2 separate regions of the Homo sapiens genome follow, and region 1 is linked to region 2. Evidence: read pairs that join two places in POLR2A ChIA-PET (ENCODE). Cell type or tissue: GM12878. All regions are shown on one strand. Each heading gives the region's core, and the rest is flanking DNA. Links, peaks and the distances in the headings are about the cores only.

Region 1 (12,278 bases), core at 3,041-8,040, 500 kb before region 2:
GTCACTTTTGTCCCAATATGCTAGCATATATTGATTTTTAAATGTGTATACTGGTGGGTGCCTTAACCCACTTGTGAATTTCTGGTATTAATAAAGAAATACGAGTGTGAGCTAGAAAACTGTCAATTTTCAGAGCACTGTTTAAAACAGGGCCAAACAGATACATAAATCTATAAGAGCTTTGGATAACAACCACCACTTTGACCTTGGATTACAATGACTAAACTTTCATTTTCTGAAGACTTACAAAAGCTAATCATTTGGGGTAGCTCAAGTTTGAGGGGAGATTCTTTTGTTACTGTTTTTAAAAAGCTCAACTGGATAGTTAATTTAAAAAATATTCAAGTGTCTTTCAGATCCTTCAGAATGAAACTTCAAAATGTTCAACGTAACAGTTTCCTCCCTATTCTGGGTGTGTGCCGAAGTTTTCCTTCCCACCAATTAAGAGAGAAGGCTGGGCCCAACTGAATTATTTGGACAGGAGTTTGATGTCAGTTAAATACCACAGTAACTGGCATTTTCTATCACCTCCAGACTAAAGGACAAATGCCTAATTAACATGGACCAACATGCAGCTTAAACTGGAAAAGTGCCTGTCCTTTTTCTTTCTTTTCTTTTTTTCTGAAAGATTTAGGTCTTTAACATCCTTGAGTTAAAGTGCACAAAGGGTGTCTAATGCCATCTGACTGAGGTGTAAAAGTCTAATTAACTAATGCTTTTTGCAGTGATAGTAAATCAGTTAACATTATTAATCTTCCTGACTAGGCGTAAGTGAGTGAGGAGGGCTATTGAAAAGGAGCTAAACAGTTAGACTGGGTACCCTTGAAAAAGAAAAGGAACTCTGAAAGTGATGACTGATGATACTGAAAATAACTGAGATACTTAAAATCCAACCGCTCGCCGGGCCTACCACCAGGCAAGAGACTCTGAAAGCTGAGGCTGCAGCTCCAGGGCAGGGAGAGGAAGAGGAGGAGCTAGGCGGCCGTGAAATGACTCTCATCTCCCATCCTTCCCTCCCAGCATCACCGAGAGAGACACGACTCTCACGTGCTGGAGGCTTCCCTGCCTTAAATTAACGCTGTACCTTTCCAACTAATGTTTTCAGTAGACCAAACAAAAGTTTGGAGTAGTTTGAGCAAATGACTCCAACAGTGGAGCCAGTTAGGCTAGTTTCAATTCATCAACAACTATCTTAGCATCTGGCTTCTTAGTTTCATCTGCCTATGTGTTTGGCATCCAAAAATGCGCATGCATATCATACTCATGTTAGCAAACCATACTTTATCAAAGGCACTTCCTGCATGTAAACATCTGAAGAGAAAAGGCCAACAGCCAAACAATTTCTGTACCAGGGCTTGGTCTGTCTGTCCTGAGACAATGGCAGTAACTGCAGTCATGCCCTCCACCCTCTTTTCTGGATTCCAACCCTCTATTCCCTGCCTCCCTGTACCCGAGTCTATAAGGCAGCTCCTTCCCTGGGGGCTCAGGGGGGAAGGGAGAGGCATCAGGTCTAGCAGGCACTCTCTTGGTCCCTTGCCTGCTCCTGCCGCCTCCACCCAGGCCTTCCCAGGAAAGCCAGGGGACAGGACTGCTCAACTCCTGACAGCAGCTGGATGTGACGAATTAGCTCTGGGCTTTGGGGAGGGAACTCCCCATGTTGAGGCACTCCCGTCGCCAGATCCTGGGTGATGACCCTAAACCCAGCAAGCTTCCTCCATCTTCTCGAAGAACATCTCAAAGGAGCAGAGTTGGAAAGGGAAGTGAAAGAGGGAGGCCAGGTGCCGCGGTGGCTTCATCTTTTCCCCTCCTCAATATTTCTATCAAGTTTCTGTTTCACTGCCACCTCACATAAGGGGGATATGAACCTATGCATACCTTTTTAATAAAATTCTGAGGCAAACACAACACGTTTGGTTAACGACGGGCTTTCACAAGCCACCTGATAATAAAGAACTCTTGAAAACATCAGGCTTCAGAACTCAGTTCATCCTGAATAAAGATATTTATGCTTTATTTATTGTTTTAAATGTCTTTAGAGGCTGTTATTTGTTACTTTGCACACCATTATACCTAAAAATCACCTCTTCTGTTCAAAAAGGTAGGTTCAAGAGAAAACTTTTCATTTGTACTCCTAAGTTAATTATATATTCATGACCTCCTCCTCAAATAATGTCTCAGGCTGAGGGTAGTGGCTCATGCCTGTAATCCCAACATTTTGGGAAGCTGAGGATAGCGGGTTGCTGGAGCCCAGGAGTTCGAGACCGGCCTGGGCAACATAGCAAGACCTTATCTCTATTTAAAAATAAATAAATAAATAACATCTCTTACAAAATCCTGTTTACTATTATCTCCATATTGCCTAGCCATTGGGATCTGAAGCTACTGAAGGGGGGAGAAATCCTAGCCAATTAAACAATTCTTCAAAACAAACTAAAATCCTTAAGATATAATTTATAACTCATTTCAACTTTTTAAAATACGGGCATTACTGACATCTATAAACAAAGGCAAGAGAGAAGGTGCAGATGAAGTCCCTTTTCAAATCAAACTTCTACTCAAATCAGAATTGTAAAATTGTTTTAGAATTCTTAAAATAAAGTTTGGTGGGTTTTTTCCCCCAGAAACCTGTGTGAGGTCAGTTCCATCAAAAGTCATCATCACCCCTGATCACCTCCTCAGACATGGGAATCTCACTCAGCTGAGACCAACAGTTGGAGGAGGTACTGGTCCCATTGTACAGATGGTCACAGCCCTTTAATTGAGGTCAGCTGACTTGCTTAGTCATATGCCACCTCTCTCACCAGGTCCACCACAGGACAGTAATTTCTCCCTGCCTGTGTAGTAAAAATCCAGCTTTAGTATCAGCAGAAAATCCAAACAATGTGATCTTCCCAAATCCCATTCTTTCCTGTGCTCAGTTGATCCATACTTACTGTCTACCTGTTTTGCTAAGTCCCCTAGAGCAACTTGAAAGGGCTATAAAAGCTTGAAATAAAGATCATGTTAAATGTTTTTGAAAATATACAGATGGCACATAAAACTTAAACGGAATACCTGCTCCCAGTCCCAAGTCCTAGACAAAGGTAGAATACTAAGATGCTTTTCCTGTAGCTAACAAGCACATCAGAAATGAGGCAGTCACCTCCCCTGCCTGCATCTTGGAGAGTTAAGTGGTGCAAGAATGCTGTTGTTGTCAGAACCAGAAGAACAGCAATGAAAGAGGCATCAGCTGTGGAATAACCACAGCTAAGCCACTAGACCCCATTTGAAAAAAAGGAAAATGGAACCACAAGAGAATGAAGTCAGGTTTTTCAGAAAGGTCTCAATCTACCAGCTGGTCTTTTGGCTGCTGCCCTGCCTAAAAGCAGCTTTCAGAATGCTTAGAATTTCCCTGGATTTACGGTCCTAATCCTTTATATGGTACTTTCCAATAGCTTCCATCCTTACAAAGGTTTTTGTTTACGTTTACTGATTAAAAAGAAAGAAAATGCTGCCCATGGGTATCATTGTGTCACCTCCTAAGAAGGCACAAGGAAGATAATTCTACCCATTTTAGAGATGGAAAAACCAAGGTGTGAAGTATATCTTTTTCTGTTTTAATCATAATCAAGGTTGGGCTTGCATTCAGGACCTTACGTTAGTCTCCTAGCTAACAAACCCAGTCCTCTCTCTAATAGATCACAGTAGATTAATTAAAAGGGCCAAGGGAGAGTCATTAAGTATGTCCAAATGTTTCTTACAATCTGGCTGATTGCATTCTCTTTCCCAATAGAATTCTTTGAAATGATGAGGAAAATGAGGTGATATCAAGGGCTGCTCTGGAAACCGTTCAGTGTATGAACAGGTGGAAGAAAATATATCTTCCTAACTTGTCATACAGTGGCGTTTAGCTCTAGTTACAGAACTCCACTTGCGGTTCAGAACTAGTCTAATCGTTATTTTCCTGACATTAGACTTTAGGGTTACATATGCAGGATCTGTCTTCCTCTAGGGCAGGGGCCCTCCAGGGAGCTATTTCAAGGGATCCACTTATTCATTTGCTCATCAAGCATCTAGAAATCAATTAAATTTACACATATATGTACAATTATTTTGCAAGTATATGAAAATGCTGCTGTATTTAATAAAGATAAGTGCCACTAAAATGTCGATAGAGTTTTTCTGTCATTAGAGCTTCTCAACAGAATCTAAAAAAATAATTAAAATCACACTTGGTCTGGAAATTTTTTACATTAAAAGAGTATCTTACATTTAAAAAGATGGGGAATAATTGCTCTAGAATGTCCAAATAACATGACATTGATTAAAGAAAAACATCCAGTAAAAATACAACCACAGATAAAGGACACATCACATCATTCCTAACATTCACAACACAGTGCCCTATGTAAGAGAACAAACACCTTCCTCTCAAGAGAGGCCAACCCTCTAGCGAAAGGACTTTTTGAACTGCTCAATTTGTTTTTCATCAGTAACCCTCACGGGTTTGGGGTAATAAGACAGATCACATGCTATCCAAAAATAAACACACACATTTTGTCAGTTCAGTATTTTTCTCTTTAAAATAAATTTCTGATGAACTACATATTCACAATTTACCATAAAAAGTTTAATACTATGTTGGTTTCATGTAACCTAGAAGATAGGTTCCTTCACTCACACAATGAGTGCCCAGGGAATGCAAAATAATTATAACATTAGCCTATGACCCTGCCCCCCAAAATTATGCCACATCAAAATGTGATTTTCATGTTCAAGAATATTTGAATACACCAAAAAAGACTTGTCATATCATATTAAAATTGTAAAACATATGGTATAAAGACATGTACAAAAATGGGTTTTATTGTCCACAATAAATCCCATTTTTGTAATATGTGTATATATCCATAGAAAACCACCTAAAAGGAAATAGTAAAGTATCAACAATGATTTATCTCTGACTTGTGGGCATAAACAATTTTACTTTCCTTTTTCCTTTTTGCATCATTAGATGTTTTTTCCTTTGGGTTCATTTATAATTCTTCTATTATGGGCATAGGTGCAGTGAAATAATTAAAATTCTGATGAAAAAATAATTTTTAATCCTTAGGACTATTTATAATCTTAATTTAGGATAACTTGTTTTTTCTTCATATTCCTTCTTATTATGTACAATGAATAAGAACATTCATTCATTCATTCATTTACTTATTTAGAGATGGAGTCTCACAATGTTGCCCAGGCTGATTTCAAACTCCCAGGTTCAAGCGATCCTCCTGCCTCAGCCTCCCAAGTGGCTGGGACTTCCCGGGTGTGCCATGGTGCCTGGCTAAGAACATTTTATGATGGGTAAAAAACAATGTTTAAACAGTCCTGATTTTGATGTATTGGCTCTTGGTGGATTATTGATACAATCTGCTACTAACATCATAGTAGGAATAATTGTGGCTCCACCACAAAAGTTCATACAAGCCCGTCCAGGCACCTGGATTTGGCAGGGTGAGCTGATGTCTAAGAGAATGTGACATGCAAGTCCAGAGTTCCACATCAAGCCTGCCCCCTGCATCTCTCCAGGCCTCACTTTCCTCACCTGTAAGCTAAGGAGGTATAAGGAAAAGAAACGAACCATGCTTCCCTGAGGCCCCTTCCAGTGCAATGCTCTACGATTGTAAACAGGGAAAATGCAAATATCATTTAATCAAATCTTGCCAGTCATAACCCACTTGTCGACTTGCTCAGGATAGATGTGAACTCCTATCACCAATTTGACTACTTGTATTGCTTGATGGATAGTATAGCAAAGATAGAAACACTGCATTAATTAAACATGTTTTTAAAAGGTTTCCATGGCTCACAAATTTTCAAGTTTCCTTATCTGTGTGGCAACCCTACCCAAAATGAGGGCACATGCAGAAAAGAAGCTCCAACCACAACAAACACAGTCACTTACTGAATGTTGACATTGTATACCAGACACGGGGTATTTATAGTGTGTTATATTACACTCTACAATCCCATCACTTAGGTCTAATGACTTCCATTTTATACCTGTAAAAAAAAAATCTGTTAAAAGAAAAAAAAGATCTGTGTGTGAAGAGCAAAAGCTGTTTTCAACAATGGTGCATGCCTATGGGCAAGACACCCAACTGCTCTGTGTCAATATCGCCACCTGTGAAACAGGTCAAATAACCCCTACCGCATTCATTCCTTCAACAAATACTGACTGAGCACCTAGTATGTGCCAGGCACTATGGCAAGCGCTTGGGAGGCATCAGTGAATAAAATGCTTAAAAAGAACAAAAAGTGGCTGGGCGTGGTGGCTCACGTCTCTAATCCCACCACTTTAGAAGGCCAACGTAGATGGATCGCTTGAGGCCCAGGAGACCAGACTGGGCAACACAGTAAAACCCAATCTCGGCTGGGCACGGTGGCTCACATCTGCAATCCCAGCACTTTGGAAGGCCGAGGCAGGTAGATCACCTGAGGTCAGGAGTTCGAGTCCAGCCTGACCAACATGATGAAACCCTGTCTCTACTAAAAATACAAAAATTGGCCAGGCATGGTGGCGCATGCCTGTAATCCCAGCTACTTCGGAGGCTAAGGCAGGAGAATCGCTTGAACCCGGGAGGCAGAGGCTGCAGTGAGCCGAGATTGCACCATTGTACTCCAGCCTGGGCAACAAGAGCAAAACTCTGTCTCAAACAAACAAACCAAAAAAACCCGATCTTTACTAAAAATACAAAAACTAGCTGGGAGTAGTGGCATGTGCCTGTAGTCCCAGCTACTTGGGAGGCTGAGGCACGACAATCACAGGAACCCAGGAGGTGAAGGTCGCAGTGAGCCAAGATCACACCACTGCACTCCAGCCTGGATGACAGAGGAGACTCTGTCTCCAAAAAAAAAAAAAGTCCTCAAGGAGCTTAACCTATAGTACATTATCTCCCTTTCTTCCCCCATTTAAAAATGGACAAAGCATTAGAAAACAAATCCAATAGAAGCCATCAGCTTTGGCCGGGCGTGTGGCTTACACTTGTAATCCTACCACTTTGGGAGGCAGAGATGGGAGGATCCCTTGAGGCCAGGAGTTCGAGAAGCTATCAGCTTTGTCAGCCCAAAAGTGGATATTTTTACTTAAAAAACAAATGCAGAAGTGAAAAGATGAAGAGCACTTGTATTGGAGTACACTGGCCTGGGTTTGAATTCAGACTCCCTCACTAACTAGCTAGAGTAACCTTGGGCAAGTTATTTAAACTAAGCCCCAGCTTCCTCATCTGTAAACAGAAATAACAGTGAACTTTTAAGTTGATGCAAAGATTAAATCAGATGAAATACAGACTGCAAGAGGTATAATGCCTCCTGTACATTAAGTTAGGTAACTGAAAAGATTAGGGTAACCTCCCCAAATGCCACCTTCCAAATCTGCAAAATGAGGATAATTATACCAATTTAATAGGACTGTTGTGAGGACTATGAAGATAATGCACAGAAAGCATTTACCATGACTGGCATACGATGGTACATATTTGCTTCTTAGAAATGAGTATTGGCCGGGCGCGGTGGCTCACGCCTGTAATCCCAGCACTTTGGGAGGCCGACGTGGATGGATCGCAAGGTCAGGAGATCGAGACCACAGTGAAACCCCGTCTCTACTAAAAATACAAAAAATTAGCCGGGCGCAGTGGCGGGCGCCTGTAGTCCCACCTACTCCGGAGGCTGAGGCAGGAGAATGGTGTGAACCCGAGAGGCGGAGCTTGCAGTGAGCCGAGATCGCGCCACTGACCTCCAGCCTGGGCGACAGAGCAAGACTCCGTCTCAAAAAAAAAAAAAAAAAAAAAAAAAAAGACATGACTATTAACAGTCAGGAGCAGTGGCTCACGCCTGTAATCCCAACACTTTGGGAGGCCAAGGTGGATGGATCATGAGGTCAGAAGTTTGAGACCAGCCTGGCCGACATGGTAAAACCCCATCTCTACTAAACATACAAAAGTTAGCTGGGTGTGGTGGCAGGTGCTTATAAGCCCAGCTACTCGGGAGACTAAGGCAGAAGAATTGCTTGAACCCAGGAGGCAGAGGTTGCAGTGAGCCAAGATCACGCCATGGCACTCCAGCCTGGGTGACAGAGCAAGACTCCATCTCGAAAAAAAAAAAAAGAAATGACTACTAACAAAAGTAAATGGGGAGGGTAGGCATGGCAGCTTTCACTAGTGAACCCCATGACTAAAGCTATAGAGAAACAGCTGGGAAAAGCAATTCTGGGGAAGAACACTATGCCCCCAAGACCAGGCACCAGGCAGAGACTCCCAGCAGACAGTTTGCCCACACAGTGGGATCAGATGCAGGTGGTTGTGAAATGACAAATGCAACCAAATCTGAGTCACCCAGGGTGACGTCCAGAGCGCGTGGATTATGGCAGCCTTGGCTTCGGTTGCCTCTCTTTCAGGCGCTTCCAGCTTTACCAGAGGCCTGAAAGAGCAAAGGAGAGGAATGGAAAGGGATTTACTACTACTACTTTGCAGGTTTTTAGAGGAAGGAGTGTTGGCTATGGAGGATAAAAATGATTTGGAGGAATTATCAGTAAAAGTCATTTATCCAGACTTGCTCTTGCCCCCAGTGAGGGCAGGTGAAGGCACTCCTTGTCTCCTTTTGGGCTGAGGCAGAGAACAGCAACAGGCAAAGACAGCAAGACTCCAAAATTGAGTGAGGGAGGGGAGAGTCAGTAGAGTGGGCTCAAGTGCCACACTACAACACCTGGGACAAGTAGGTTCACCAGCTCACGGTGCTCTGGGCCAGGTGTGCTGACTGACCCGTAGCTCCACTCAACAGACTGCTGGAAAGCTCTTGGCCCTACCTTCAGTAAACCAGAGGTCTTGGTATATACACCCGTCTACCAACATTATAAACAAGATAAATCAGTTCCGTAAACAAGCACCAAAAAGGGGCCTACCAGACCAAAGGGACATGAACCAAAACCTTCTATGTCAGGGCTAAAGTGGAACCCAGGTTCCCTGCTGCCCGGCTGCACCTTTCCGACAACAGGATGTTACCCCTCTCGAAGGTGGCTCACCTGGAATTGGTAACCACAAAGTCAAATATCAAGCAAAGTATGTGATTCAGCTTTTCAACAAGTCTATGGCTGTAAAGAAATAAAGCTTCGCTATGTGTGTACATCACTGCAGTGGCTTTAGGCAATTCAGATATCCTGGGTGCTGCCTCTTGGTTCATCCTGTACGAGCTGCCATGGGAGGCACTCTCTGCCTCAGGCCAAAAAGCAAACAGTGAAGTGAGCCACGGCAGTCACCCAAAGCACAGACACACAAACCACATGCCCACTGTTGAGGGTGTCTCCAAGGCCTAAGCAGGCCAACTGTGACTTCTCTACTCAAAAACTTTGGACTCCCTACCACTTAAATTAAGAAGAAAAGGTCAAATCCTGCCCCACCTTCCACCTTGCCCCACTATCCCTCCAACCCATCTTCTCAGACACCTTCCTCAACACCAAATTACACTGTAAACTCAAAACCAACCTGCTTTCCTGCTGGGCTCTCAGCCCCTACTTGTGCTTTTCCTAGAAGTGCAGACCCACTCCTGCGAGCTTCTGTGAGCCTTGGCCTTCCCATGGGAACTTGGCTCAGGGTCCACATGGCATAAGAATTCCTTTCATAATGTCAACTCCCCAAAGGCAAGAAACACCAAACTCCACCATGCCTAAACCTAGCATAGCAATTGCTCAATTAAGGATATTTCAGATGAAGCTGGAGGTATTCAAATAATGTGTTAAGCTCAAAAGCATAACTTTTTTTTTGAGACGGAGTCTCACTCTGTTGCCCAAGCTGGAGTGCAGTGGCCCAATCTCAGCTTAGTGCAACCTCCGCCTCCCGGATTCACGCAATTCTCCTGTCTCAGCTTCCCGAGTTGCTGGAATTACAGGTGCCCACCACCACACCTGGCTAATTTTTCTATTTTTAATAGAGATGGGGTTTCACCATATTGGCCAGGCTGGTCTCGAACTCCTGAACTCAGGTGATCTGCCCGCCTTGGCCTCCTAAAGTGCTGGGATTACAGGTGTGAGCCACCACGCCCGGCCCCAAGACAAACAAATTGAGTCAAGTGGTAGAAACTCTCCAGGTATCACCGTATATTGAGATTATCTAAAAGAACAACTCTTAAAGCCTGCCATAAAGCTTCCTGGTCATGTGTCACTGGCTGCATGATCTCAGAAACAGGAGCATCTCTAAGCCTCAGTTTCCTGTCTTTAAAAAGGAGAAAATAACAGCTACACCTCATGAAGTTGTTGAGATGATTACACACAGAGACATACATGGTGCTCTGCTTCCCCTAAGTAGTGTGCCCTGGTCGAACCCACTAAAAGCAGCACTTTCAGACACTGCCTCCAACCCAGCTCCCCTCCAGGTCCCCCAAAAGCTCCACTTCAGCTTACCAGAATCCTACTTCCTCCTGCACAATCTCAAATGCGAGAACACATGAAAAAACAAAACTAAACAAAAAATGTTCGCCAACAATTCGGAAAATCATAAAATGAAACAATCTGTTTTCAGTGATGGAAATGATTGAGGTATGTGTTCTGTCCAACCCACCAAGTTTACAGGAGGCCTACCCCCATTTTGCACAACCCTCCCATCCAAGTCCCTTAGTCCATGAGTACAAGCTTTGAAATGTATAAAGTCAGGCTATAAAAAATTCGTATTTCTTCCCCAGAGGACTCTGAAAACCTGAGAGTACAAGGCAATGTTGTGCCTCTACAATAATTACTACACCATTAATTGTCTTTGGGGCCTGCAGTCTGACTTCCTTCACATCCACTCTAACTTTTCAGGCCTCGGGCACATGATGCTCCTTTGTTGGCTGTTTCAGCTGCAGTGAAGGGGGTGGATCCAAGCAGAGGACCAGGAACATCTGAGGGGCAGAGTCGTGACCCAGATGAGGGCACATGCTCTGCAGGTGAGCAGCGAGCTGGCAATTGCTGTAAGGCAGCTCCACCTTTTGAACAGATTCTATTTCCACCAGACGCTGCCAGCCCCTAAAGCCATCACCCACAGAGTCATCAAGACAGCAAATTAGCTGGCCCTCTGCTCACACCTATCCCACCCTGCAGTCACTCCCAACTGACACACCAAACTCGTGGTTACGAGGAATACATTGTCCCAGTTCAGCTCCCAGTGTCCATCCTCAATATTTTTGAGAAATGAGTCCCTCTCCTCTAAAGAATTCCAATCTCTAATGACCTTAAGTAAGTACCAACTAGTACAACACAATTAGGGAAGTCTAAACATTGTTGAATTATATTTGCTGAAAATAAATGTTCCCACCTTTCCCCTATCATTTAACAAGGCTTCAGAAGGCAGCCCACATATCCTGGGTTGAAAAATCTCTTGTAAAAAAAAAGGGAAGAAGTTATTCTGTTAAAGAGAATACCAAATTCCAAGTTCACACTGCAGTTTGCTAAACACCTTGTCTTCTCTCCGACTTAAATTTTCTAAAGGGTTAGCAGTTCTCTGAACCACAGAGCTGCTCACATCACAGTCCTGCTCCAAAGCATTTGATGGCTCACAACAGACTCCACCACCGAGCCCCCGTCCATTTTTCCAGGGCCAACACTTCTCATCATTCCAACTCAATACAACACGCCTAAGCCCTATCCTCTAGTCACATTCCACTTTTTGCCCTACCCTGTCCTCAACTAAGCCTCATATTTTCATACTCCAGGGCCTGTACTTAAACTGCTTTTTGCCTAGAAGGACGTTTTCCTTCCCCACATCATCCTCCTCCACATGACAAGCCCTGCACATTTGAGAGCATCACTTCCTCTTCTTTTCCCAACCACTTCCCACTTGCAGGCCCCTCCACTTGTCCTTGCTGGTTATGAGGCACTGACGAGTTTTAGGGCAGGGACCATGTTTTACCCATCCTTGCATTTCCAGAGGCTGGTACCCAGGGCAAGTGTCAAGAAACGGTTCTTGATGCAGGCTTGCTGATGGTGGTATTCCACAGATGGGAAAAAAGGAGCCCAGAATGCTGGCCTCCTAATCCAGATTGCTTCTCAGTATTATTTTGCTGAAACTACCCAGCTGCTGTGAGCAAAATAACAATGATAATAACAGTAGCAAATAGAGAAGATAGGTCAGTTATAACTGAGCTGGTAGCACACAAGACGTAATTCTCTGTTACTAGTTTCAAAACAGTCCTGCCAGCACAGTGGCTCATGCCTGTAATCCCAGCACTTTGGGAGGCGGAGGCAGGCAGATCACCCGAGGTCAGGAGTTTAAGACCAGCCTGAC
Region 2 (5,000 bases), core at 1-5,000:
GCAGCAGCCTCTAGAAACTGAAAAAGGCGAGAAAGCCGGCTTTCCCTGGGCCTCCAGAAGAAACACAATTCTATGATACTTTGATGCTAGCTTTCTGATATCCAGACTGTAAGAGAATCAATTGATGGTGTTGTCAATGGCTACGTTTATGGTGATTTGTTACAGCAGCTATAGAAAGCTAATACAGCGGCCTTGGATTAAGAAAGGAGGGACCAGGTGATGAGCCTGAGAAGGGACAAGGCTTGTGGCTTGTTTGTATTTGTGCTCACCACAAAGGGCCCTTCAGAACCATGACACGGATGTAACCTAGGATTTGAGCAGAAGAGAAAGTGCTTGGGTTTAGGGCTGGGCCAGAGAGTAGAATTTCTAACATAAACTCACAAACGAACTCAGGATGGACTGTTAAAAATACTTTAGAGCTGAGAATGATGATTTCCAGTTTCATCCCTGTCCCTACAAAGGACATGAACTCATCATTTTTTATGGCTGCATAGTATTCCATGGTGTATATGTGCCACATTTTCTTAATCCAGTCTATCATTGTTGGACATGTGGGTTGGTTCCAAGTCTTTGCTATTGTGAATAGTGCCGCAATAAACATACGTGTGCATGTGTCTTTATAGCAGCATGATTTATAGTCCTTTGGGTATATACCCAGTAATGGGATGGCTGGGCGCATGTTCTCATTCATAGGTGGGAATTGAACAATGAGAACACATGGACACAGGAAGGGGAACATCACACTCTGGGGACTGTTGTGGGGTGGGGGGAGGGGGGAGGGATAGCATTAGGAGATATAACTAATGCTAAATGACGAGTTAATGGGTGCAGCACACCAGCATGGCACACGTATACATATGTAACTAGCCTGCACATTGTGCACATGTACCCTAAAACTTAAAGTATAATAATAATAAAAAAAAATAGAGCAGTATAGATACTACTAGGTCAGATCTGTGCAATAGAACATTCCACAAAAATGGGAATGTTCTGTGTCTACGCCATCAAATACAGTAGTCACCAGGCATGTGTGGCTATTAGGAGCTTGAAATATGGCTGGTAGGACTGGTGCACTGAATTTTTAATTTAACTTAAATGTAAATTCTTCAAATAGCCACATGTGACTTGTGGCTGTCATATTGGACAGTGCAATTCTAGATCAGCACTGGCTAAGAGAAATATAATGTGAACCATATATGCGACATAAAACTTTCTAGTAACTATACAAAAAAAGGAAGAGGAAATAAGTGAAATTAATTTAGTAATATATTTTGTTTAACCCACTTATTAAAAATATTACCATTTCAGCATGGAACCAATATAAAGAGTCTTAATGAGATATTTACATTATTTTTTTCATACTTTGTACTAAGTCTTCAAAATCCGGTGTGTATTCTGTACATTTCACTTTGGACTGGCCATGCTCCTAGTACTTAATGGCTGCAGGGGCCAGTAGCTACTGTCTGGATGGTGCCGACTATTTAGTCGTTGCTGAGGAAGCGGGGCCTAGCAGGGAAAATGACTTTTTCAGTGGCATTCTGTCTGCAAGCCCTGTTTGTCTGCTGTCCAGCTTCCCCCTCTGAGAGATACCTAACTTCCAGCAGCAAAACAAAAAGAATTTAAGTTTTTTTGTTCCACCTACCAACCAGTTCCTAAATTTTGTGGACAAATACTTCATACGACATTCAAAATACGACTTATAAATTGGTGGGCTGATTAGATTCCTAGAAATGGAAATGAAGTAGATGATGATGGAAGCAAAGAGAAGAAATTGACTTGATCCTCAGAAACCTGGGCAACCCTGGGAAAGAGTAATGCGACTGGAAAGCTAAACAAACAGACATCACAGAGGGCTGCGTTTCTCACACTGGGGGGCTCCGGGCTCACACACTCAGGGCTCTCGGGATGTTTAGTTTCTTAAAATGCAAATACCAGCAGCTCTGGGATCCAAGTGGGTGATGTGGGGGAGTCGTGAGTTGGCCATCTTAATTAGCTTCCTAAACGATTATTACATCAAAGTATGTCACTGAGCTGGATTTATGAAATTCCATAACGGTCAAGGATTTGTAAAGAAGTTTGTCTTAGAAAATTAAAAGTATTTCTGGTCCTAGGTCATCCTTAGTCATAGTATGCTGGGCTCAAGGAACATAAAGAATTGACTGATGTCAAAGTACAGTTGCAGCATGGTTGGCTCATTTACAAACATGCTTGCATTTGAGGATGGGGAGAAAGCACCCAGGGCTCTAGAATTCCTTAAAAAACAGTATGTGGCCAGGTGCGGTGGCTCACGCCTGTAATCCCAGCACTTTGGGAGGCCGAGGTGGGCTGATCACGAGGTCAGGAGATTGAGACCATCCTGGCTAACAAGGTGAAACCCTGTCTCTACTAAAAATACAAAAATTAGCCGAGCGTGATGGCGGGCGCCTCTAGTCCCAGCTCCTCGGGAGGCTAAGGCAGGAGAATGGCATGAACCTGGGAGGCGGAGCTTGCAGTGAGCCGAGATCACATCACACTGCACTCCAGCCTGGGCGACAGAGCGAGACTCCTTCTCATTAAAAAAAAAAAAAAAAAAAAACCAATATGCTTCCTTTCATTCCATTTAGCAAGAAAAAGTACTCTTTTGCTTAGTCATTGCTTGTACCCTCTAGAGGGTGGCTACTGCTTTTAGTTCTGTTTTTTTTTTTTTTGCAGTTCGAGGGTAGGAGTTCGGCTAATGCAATAAGTAAACCATTGTTTTTGGTGATTCTGCATGAATTTGCTGCAGCAGCAGCTGCCTGGTATTTACAAGCAGGAAATCTACCATTGAAGTCTGGAGACAAGGAATAATACATGAAAGGAAGAAAGGAATGAAGGGGAGATGATGGTGCTTCAAATTTCCAATTCCATGAGAGATGCAAATGACACTCTCTCCCCACAGGGACAAGAGGGCCAGGGAAACTTCGCCTTGTTCAACCATCAGAAAATATGCAGGCTTAGACCAAAGGCATCTTCCTGCTACCTGTAAGGAAAAGGTCTTAAACTTCTAAGCCTCAATGACTCCACTGCCTCTTCATGGGCCTTGTTAAAATGCAGACTTCCAGTCTGAGACAGATGATGACTTGAGGGGCTCAGGGCCCTTGCTTGAGAAACCTGTCATCAGCTGCACAAAGTTGCTGCCATGGATCACTTATTGAATGCTTGCTGTGTGCAGAACGCCATTCTATGGGCTATATGTGTATTATCCCATTTTATCCTTATGACTATCCCATGAGGTCACTTGTATTTTCTATATTGTACAGATGACGAAACTGAGGCTCAGAGAGATTAAGTTACTTGTCTGAGTTCACATAAATGGTAAGTGGCAGTAAAGATTCAGCTCTATGTAGGTCTGGCTTCAAATCTTGTGCATAACCACCAGGCTAGAGGTTCTCAAAGTGTGGTCCCTGGGCCAGCATCATCAGCCTCACTGGGGGACTTGTAAGAAATGCAAATTCTCAGACTCCCCACCTGATGTACGAAACTGGAAACCCTGGGGCTAGGTCCAGCAACTGTGGTTGAACCTGGGCTCCGGGTGATGCTGATGCCTGCTCAAGGTTGAGAACCACTGGACTGGGCTAAGGTCTCTGCTCTCCAGCGGCAGCACTGCAGTCTGATGAGTCAGGGGACAGGAAATGCTTCCATAATAATATTGGTTTTGGTAACATGCTGCCTGCAGCTACAAAATGACAGTGGGGATAATAATGGCAGGTGAAATAGTGCAATTTTCCAGGTCACAGAAAGCTAGCACTCCCTCCATGGCTCTATAGATCCATCCACGAGAAGAGGAGCCAAGGCACATGAGTTCCCATCTCAGCCACTTTGTCACTGGGGATACTGGCAGCAGTTGAAGGGCAGGACCAGAAGCTAGGATTGGGGAAGGTTGGGAATGAAGTGCGGGGATGGAAAGCCTGCAGCTTTTGAAGGAGCAGGAAGTCTAAAATGGCCCAGAAATCAAAGGTGAGCAAACAAGTATAACATAGGTGATACCCTAGAAAACATGTACAGTAGACAATAGTCCCCCTTATCTGCAGTTTCACTTTCTGCAGTCTCAATTACCTGTGGTCAACTGTGGCCTGAAAATGTTACGGTATTTTGAGAGAGAGAGAGAAAGGGAGAGAGAGAGTGAGAGAGAAAGGCAGAGAGGAAGAGAAAGAGGGACCATACTCACATATTTTTATTACAGTAAATTGTTATAATTGTTCTATTTTATTAGTTGTTATTGTTAATTTCTAACTATGGCTAATTTATAAATTGAATTTTATCATAGGTATATGTATATATGGGGAAAATAGTAAATATAAAATTTGTTACTATTCATGGCTTTAGGCATGCACTGGGGGTCTTGGAACATGTCCCTATCAGGTAAGAGGAGACTACTGTATTTTTAAATTTAGGCTTCTGTTAAGCTGCTTATTCCCCTTCTGTTATAGCCTAAATCAATGCCTGAATTCCTGGGCTTGCATTTGTTAATGTATGTGCAGTGAACATGAAACAACTGAATCATGAAGCCCATGGTAGTGGGGCCATGGCTGGGAGCATGCTTTAGAGAGGTTGTCAGGTCATCAGCATAGATTAATTTCTTCAAGTAGCACCTGCTGGGAAGGTGGTTTAGCCCTGTCTTCTACTCCAGCAGCGCAGAGGGTAAGGCATTTTGCAGAAAGCATTTGTGGATTTTTTCCAAATCTAGGCAGTAAACAGATTGCATTCCCAGCACTCCCCCCAAATTCCCTTCATTTCCTAGATCTGTGGAAAGGAGCACATTGAAACAGAAATAGAGGAGGCCATAGAAATCTAACTGATGGGATCTGACTGCTGATCTAGATATTATTGTTAAGACAGAATTTTGAATTGATGCAGACAGTGAGATTGAGAAGGCTCTGCAATGAATGATACTGGGAGGATCACAGGTCCTAGTGTTCAGCATGAACCAGGACCAGAAGAGAAACATCTAATTAAGAAACGTAATGAAAAGGAAGGGAAGA

What was found. ChIA-PET counts read pairs that join two places held together with the same protein. Peaks named below come from ENCODE experiments on the same cell type or tissue, not always from the same donor. Only the 100,000 strongest peaks of a DNase experiment are listed, where the experiment ranks them.
Region 1: POLR2A ChIA-PET joins it to region 2 with 8 read pairs; 1 of 35 experiments calls an interaction of 5 or more read pairs at or near these places.

The regions. Positions count from the first base shown.
Region 1 is chr6:7,126,475-7,138,752 of GRCh38, reverse strand. The region is part of intron 1 of RREB1 (ras responsive element binding protein 1); the gene reads right to left. Among named protein-coding and RNA genes, the nearest start is that of RREB1, 25 kb to the right of the region's middle. RefSeq lists an enhancer at 1,672-1,741. In GM12878, for the core only: no CTCF peak of the experiment used is centred there; no DNase peak of the experiment used is centred there; H3K4me3 peaks cover 902 bases; H3K27ac peaks cover 1,883 bases.
Region 2 is chr6:6,634,580-6,639,579 of GRCh38, reverse strand. The region is part of intron 3 of LY86 (lymphocyte antigen 86); the gene reads right to left. Among named protein-coding and RNA genes, the nearest start is that of LY86-AS1, 14 kb to the right of the region's middle. In GM12878, for the core only: no CTCF peak of the experiment used is centred there; DNase peaks (open chromatin) are centred at 2,579, 3,519 and 4,048; H3K4me3 peaks cover 346 bases; H3K27ac peaks cover 2,713 bases.